Linked DNA regions of Homo sapiens: region 1 is linked to region 2. Evidence: chromatin loops called from intact Hi-C (ENCODE). Cell type or tissue: sigmoid colon. All regions are shown on one strand. Links, peaks and the distances in the headings refer to the core of each region. The heading gives the core; the rest is flanking DNA.

Region 1 (2,925 bases), core at 310-2,809, 51 kb after region 2:
TTTTTTTTTTTTTTATATGCTGTTAATGGGAGGGTAAATTCTTGTAAAGTTTTTGGAGAGCGCTTTGACCTTAATTTTGAAAATGCTAAGTTTACATAGCCTTTGTCTTGGTAATTTCACTTCTACAAGTTTTTTCTACCTATGTGTAAGGATGTCTATTACAGCATTATGTATTTTAATTTTGCAGCAAAAAAAAAAAAAAAACTTGGGGAAAAAAAGAAATGTCTGTGTAGGGTACTGGCTAAATTGGTAAACTGATATGAAATAAAATGCTGCTATTAAGAAAGGTGATGGATACATATGAACTCACATTTTAAAATGTCTGAGATTTATTGTAGAGGGAAAAAGTGGAAGTCTGTATGGATAATATTATTTTATTGATGAGAAAAAAATTAGATACATATACAAATGCATGTATATTCATAGCATTTTCTGGAAGGATATATAATATACTGTTCAGCTAATATATAATTTAAGGATTATGAGTATTATAAATTGAAATTAATATTATTACAAATTAATACAAATTAAGATTTGTTGATGTATACATAGTATTATGGTAAAATGAGTATAATTAAATTATTCAAAAGTTTGCTTTCTTACATTTGTTAAATATTTTCCAGTTTATGTTCTAATTTGCTTATTCCAATCTTTATTTCTATCACCTATATAATTAAACTCCAATTCAGTTTAGGGTCATTCATAATTTCCAAACTGATTATTTTACTGTTTCTTCAGTAGTGTTGAAGATAATGATGATGGCACTAGTCATCCCTTATTGAACCCCTATGATGTGCTAAACACTTGTACTTATATTTTCTCTAAACCTCCAAAATTGTAAAAGTTGATGAGGAAGCAGAGGCCCTGCCATCTTAAGGAACTTGCTAAAGCCATGCAGCCAGCAAGTAAGTTTCAGAGCTAGCACTGAAACTCAGGTCTAACGCCAAAGACTGTACTATTTCCATATGTCATTCTGCCTCAGATATAGAGCTGGTGAATTCATTTTTCAGGCAGTGTCTTTGTGGGTAAGACAGATAGCTGCTTAAAAAGAGATAGAAAACATGCTTTGGATTGTTATGGCTTGCTAGCATTTTCCACTCACCATTGTTATTAATTATTCTGTGTTTCCCATTTGTCTTAACTTTGATCGTATACTTACAAAGTTTATGGAAACTGCCCAAGTGCATTCGATTCTGCTGATATTTCCATGGTCTGAACGCCAGCCCTATGAGCAGGGGCCAAATGGAGCATGCCATCTGAAGACTGCTCCAGCTTTCAGAGCTGGACCTGGTTCAAATGGGAATGCCATACCACTGTTTATTTTAATGAGATAAAGAGCAAAGAAAAATAAAAAAGCAAAATCTGCATTTGAAAACATTCAAGTAACGTAATCTGTATTAGTCGAACTAATTCTAAGCCTGGCCTGGTTTTGATTTTAGAGATTTCCACAGCTCCACGTGTACCCCCAGGGTGGCCATGTAGAGGTAACAACAACAATACTAGGAAGACCATTCCAAGCCTCTGTCTCCATTTCTTGCTTTTCTGACACCCTTCACCTGTTCTTTATTCAGCTATTTACTGGGGCATGGTCTTTATCTGAAGTTTTTCCTGGTATTTTCAACCCATTAGGATAAGTGGGGTGGGTGTAGGGGGCTGTGCCCACAAAACAGACATCCAACTTGGTTTTAGGAAAGGCTTTTTAGAGGAAATGATAACTACACGGAGTCCTGAAAGAGAAATCATAGAGGTAGAGGTGCCCACTTATCTAGGTAGAGAGAACGGCATGTGCATAAGGGAGAGATAAAAGGGCACACAGTACATCTGTACAGCTGTGAGTCCCCAAGCATCTGACCTCTCTTGAATGAGGATATTGACTACAGGTTACTTAGTTGACCTTGTTAAAGCCTTATCATATCAGGATTACCAGGGTACAAAAACATTCCTAAAATAAATGGCTCTGTTACTAAACACTCCCCTTATAACACCATTGTTGACACTGTGACTTTTAAAAATCTCTCATATCTGGCCATACCTGTCTCACCTTCCTAAAGTCACACTGACAGATGACACACCAGGGCAAGATGAAAACTGTAGGGACTTGTGTAGAATGAAACGATAACTTCCTGTTCTTAAAAGGGACTGTTGATATAATATCCTTTTTGCAAAAACAGGGAAATGCTTAAGGTTGGAGTTTCTGTTTTCAATAATGAAGATGGATATTCACATGAAAAGAAGACAAAAGAAAACAGAATGCCCCAGCTGTGGGCTAAGCAGTTGGCTATTTTTATTTGTCAGGACAAAAACATCAAATGACAATTCTTTCTTCATTTCTCTTTATGAATCTAGTACTAAAGAATGCTACTAAATCTTAAGTTCTATTAACTCCTGACAATGTATAAACTTGGGTTTACAGTTTATATACACCACAGTTAGGGATTTCCATATATCCTCCAGCTAGTCAAGAAAACCTTTGTTTGGAGTTCTTTACTGACTATTGCATCATCCAAATTTATTTTTTGCCTATGAAAACTGAAAAGGTGAAGACCAAATTTGGAAATTCACGTGTGCCAATGCAGATATCAACATGAACAAAAGAAAAATACATGTATTGGACTTTGGAAAGTAAAATCACAGACCTATTCTGGTTCAAGGTCAGCCATAAGTGGAATTGTAAAGAAAGGCCAGAAAATAATATATGGTTCATACTCAAGAACAAGAATGGTCATATCATGTACAAAATGAATTGAGCTAAAAGATAAACAGTAAAATGCTATGGTTTTTATTGTTAGCAGACTTCCACTAATTATAAATTAAAGGCAGTCAGTAATACCCATAGATTAAAAAGCTAGTTGAAAACTGAGATTCCTGTAGTAAATATTAAGCGTTGTGTGGTACATTAGTCACATGTGTATAATAAAGACAATA
Region 2 (2,925 bases), core at 241-2,740:
AAGTTTATGCCACTGCACTCCAGCCTGGGAGACACAGCGAGACCCTGTCTTAAAACAAACAAACAAAAAATCAAGATAAAATTATAGAACCCTAACCATGGAATAGCAGGACTCAGTGACAATTACATCTCTCTCTTCTCCACAATGCATGCGAGTGTGAACTGAGATTTTGGTAAGTTCCCATTTCCCTTTGGCCTATTGAACCCCTTTAAGGGTTCAGCCCCCAACCCTGGGAAGATTCCATGCATGAAAACTACCCAAATCCTCCCAGTTGGGATTAATGTGACCTGATAAAGAGTTCTGATTTTTTTTTTTTTTTGAGACAGAGTCTCTCTCTGTCTCCCAGGCTGGAGTGCAGTGGCGCGATCTCAGCTCACTGCAACCTCCACCTCTCGGGTTCAAGCAATTCTCCTGCCTTAGCCTCCCAAGTAGCTGGGATTACAGGCATGCATTGCCATGCCCGGCTAATTTTTTATTTTTGTAGAGACGGGGTTTCACCATGTTGGCCAGGCTGGTCTCAAACTCCTGACCTCAGGTGATCCGCTCATCTTGGCCTCCCAAAGGGCTGTGATTACAGGTGTGAGTCACTGCGCCTGGCCTGATTTTTGTGTCACCAGAATTGCCTTGTCCATTATTTGTGTTTTCCAAATATCTATTGAATTAACTCGAATTGGATGCAGACAGACATTGTGCACTCAAAACCTAGGTGATTGATTTGGAAAAAGATTCAAGACTTTTAGGTTAGTCTAAGAGATGCTCAGGGGAGGCCCCTTCCATTTTGCTTCCAGCAGGGTGTCAAAGTTATTGGCTAAATTCCAGCCTCCCTTTCTTTATACTCATAACAATAAAGGTACCAGCATGAATGCAGCAGAGTTTTGTTTTAGAATATAATCCTGTGAAGTTTTACCAGCCGAAAGCATAATATTTGGATGGATAAAATGTGTGTTTGGTGAGAAAGCTACTGAAGGAACATAATATTGGACCCCCAATCAGGTAATTTAAATGTTATAGGAAGCACCAAGCCCACCTATTTCACAGGCCCCCGCCTCTCCCCTACCCGGAGTAGCAGGGCTCCCGCAGTTAGCCATCCCACAGCTCTCCAGGGGCTCTGCTCTCTCGTTACCAAGAAGCACATGCCAGCCCGTCTCCCAGCGTTTCCTGGTCCTTTCACAATAGACAGATGGGGATGCTCCAGGTAGAGACAAAAGAGAACACACAATCCATACGCTCATCTTGCTGGTACCCTTCCGCTCCCTGAGCCCAAAGAGGAGAACCCAGCCCTCTGCGTAGGAAGAACACATTTCAAGGCATTTACTGACAAGTAGGTATAGTTACTGCATACACATGTGGAGGCTGCATTATATCAAAACTGTAAATAAACATAGACTCTGCACACTCCTTCAGGCCCCACCATGTATTTATGAATGGGATTGCTTCATCATTTTCTTTTAATGTCAGTAGCAGGGAAGTCAGAAAGCATTACCTCTAAAACGGGGACAGAACATTGCAAATACATACATTTCCAACCAGCTGTGGCAATAACCAGCAAACAAAATTACTTCACCCCGTTGTTATGGGCCCCATGCCTATGGGATTTTTCCTGAGTTTCTGATTTATAACAATCACTTTTGAAGGCCTCAAAATGCTTAGGTGAGATTAAATTACTGATTATCCAAAAGTTCTGTTTTCGCTGGAGTCTTTCTGGACGGCTGCTGATTCGGTCCCATTTAAAGCATTCGGTGGCATGAACTCACTCGGTTTCTGCCCACATCACTGCATTCCTGGGATGCCGTTCACAGGCCTTAGCAAGATCATCTGACAGCCGCCTGTGAGGTCAACGAACTTTATACATAATTAAACACTCCCAGTTAGGAGAATTCATTTCTTTCTCCCTGAGAAGCAGAGAAAGAATACATGTTGTGTTGCCCTCCATTACGGAGTAAAAGTTGTGTGGAGTAATCAGGCTAGTTTCACATGATTTAATGTTGAACCGAATAAGAAAGTGATTGCATCCTCTACTGGGCCTCACAGAAAAGTCACCACCCACATTGTTTATTCAGACTGGGATCTTGGCCATTTGGGGTTTAAGCCAGAAGAAAGAGGAAAAAAAAAAAATCCAACCCTGGAATGAACGCTTTTGAAACTCTGTATTCTTGATGAAATGCGGCCAAGGGTTCTTTTAAAAAAAACTATTTAAAATCAATTACCAAGATCATATTTTCATTTACAATGGGTTGTTAGCAACAGCTAATTCTCTGTTTCCATCCAGATTTGGTGTTTAAGCTTCAATATGCTGGTATTGGAATCCTTGCCGTGTTTTGTCTGGGTATCAGATGCTACCACCAAACTATGTGTGGGGAGTTGGGCAACTCTGACCTTTGACCAGCTTTCCATAAAATAACAAGGAAAGGTGTGAGGAGGCTAGGGATTGGGTGAAAACTAGCCTGAGGGATGGCAGTAAGTGAGCTTCACCAGGGGGATGAACATATAAAGGAGGCACTGAGGATATTGCTAAGGGTAAGAGAAAGCAAAAGACAGAATCATATGCCTTGGGAGGAGGGTCAGGCCCGTTAAGGCACCTAGTCCGTCTGTCTCTAGCCAGGACTGCAAGAAATCATCTCAGACATGCGATCTTGTATCGCATTTTTAAAGATCTCAAGAGGAGATTCCGGAACCTCCCTTGGTCATCCGCCCTATTATTTAACAATTCCTACAGCCAGGAAATTCTTTCTTATTTCCAGCCTAAAATGTGCATGTGGTGCAGCTTCAGGGGAGGTGATTGATCGAGGCCACGCCCACCTCCCCCCCGCCTGTTTACTCCTTGGATGGGATGGTGCATATGTCTTGCTTCTTCCTTAAAATGGGCCTCTCTCGGCCTCCATACCACAGTCCCCGGGCTGGGAGAGGGGTCGTGGTATAGAGGTG

The links. Peaks named below come from ENCODE experiments on the same cell type or tissue, not always from the same donor. Only the 100,000 strongest peaks of a DNase experiment are listed, where the experiment ranks them.
Region 1: a loop joins it to region 2, with 2.7 times the contacts of the local background. A loop is called at or near these places in 8 of 110 quality-filtered maps.

The regions. Positions count from the first base shown.
Region 1 is chr18:63,186,279-63,189,203 of GRCh38, reverse strand. The region is part of intron 2 of BCL2 (BCL2 apoptosis regulator); the gene reads left to right. Among named protein-coding and RNA genes, the nearest start is that of BCL2, 130 kb to the left of the region's middle. In sigmoid colon, for the core only: no CTCF peak of the experiment used is centred there; no DNase peak of the experiment used is centred there; H3K27ac peaks cover 142 bases.
Region 2 is chr18:63,237,134-63,240,058 of GRCh38, reverse strand. The region is part of intron 2 of BCL2 (BCL2 apoptosis regulator); the gene reads left to right. Among named protein-coding and RNA genes, the nearest start is that of BCL2, 81 kb to the left of the region's middle. In sigmoid colon, for the core only: no CTCF peak of the experiment used is centred there; a DNase peak (open chromatin) is centred at 1,778; H3K4me3 peaks cover 997 bases; H3K27ac peaks cover 1,506 bases.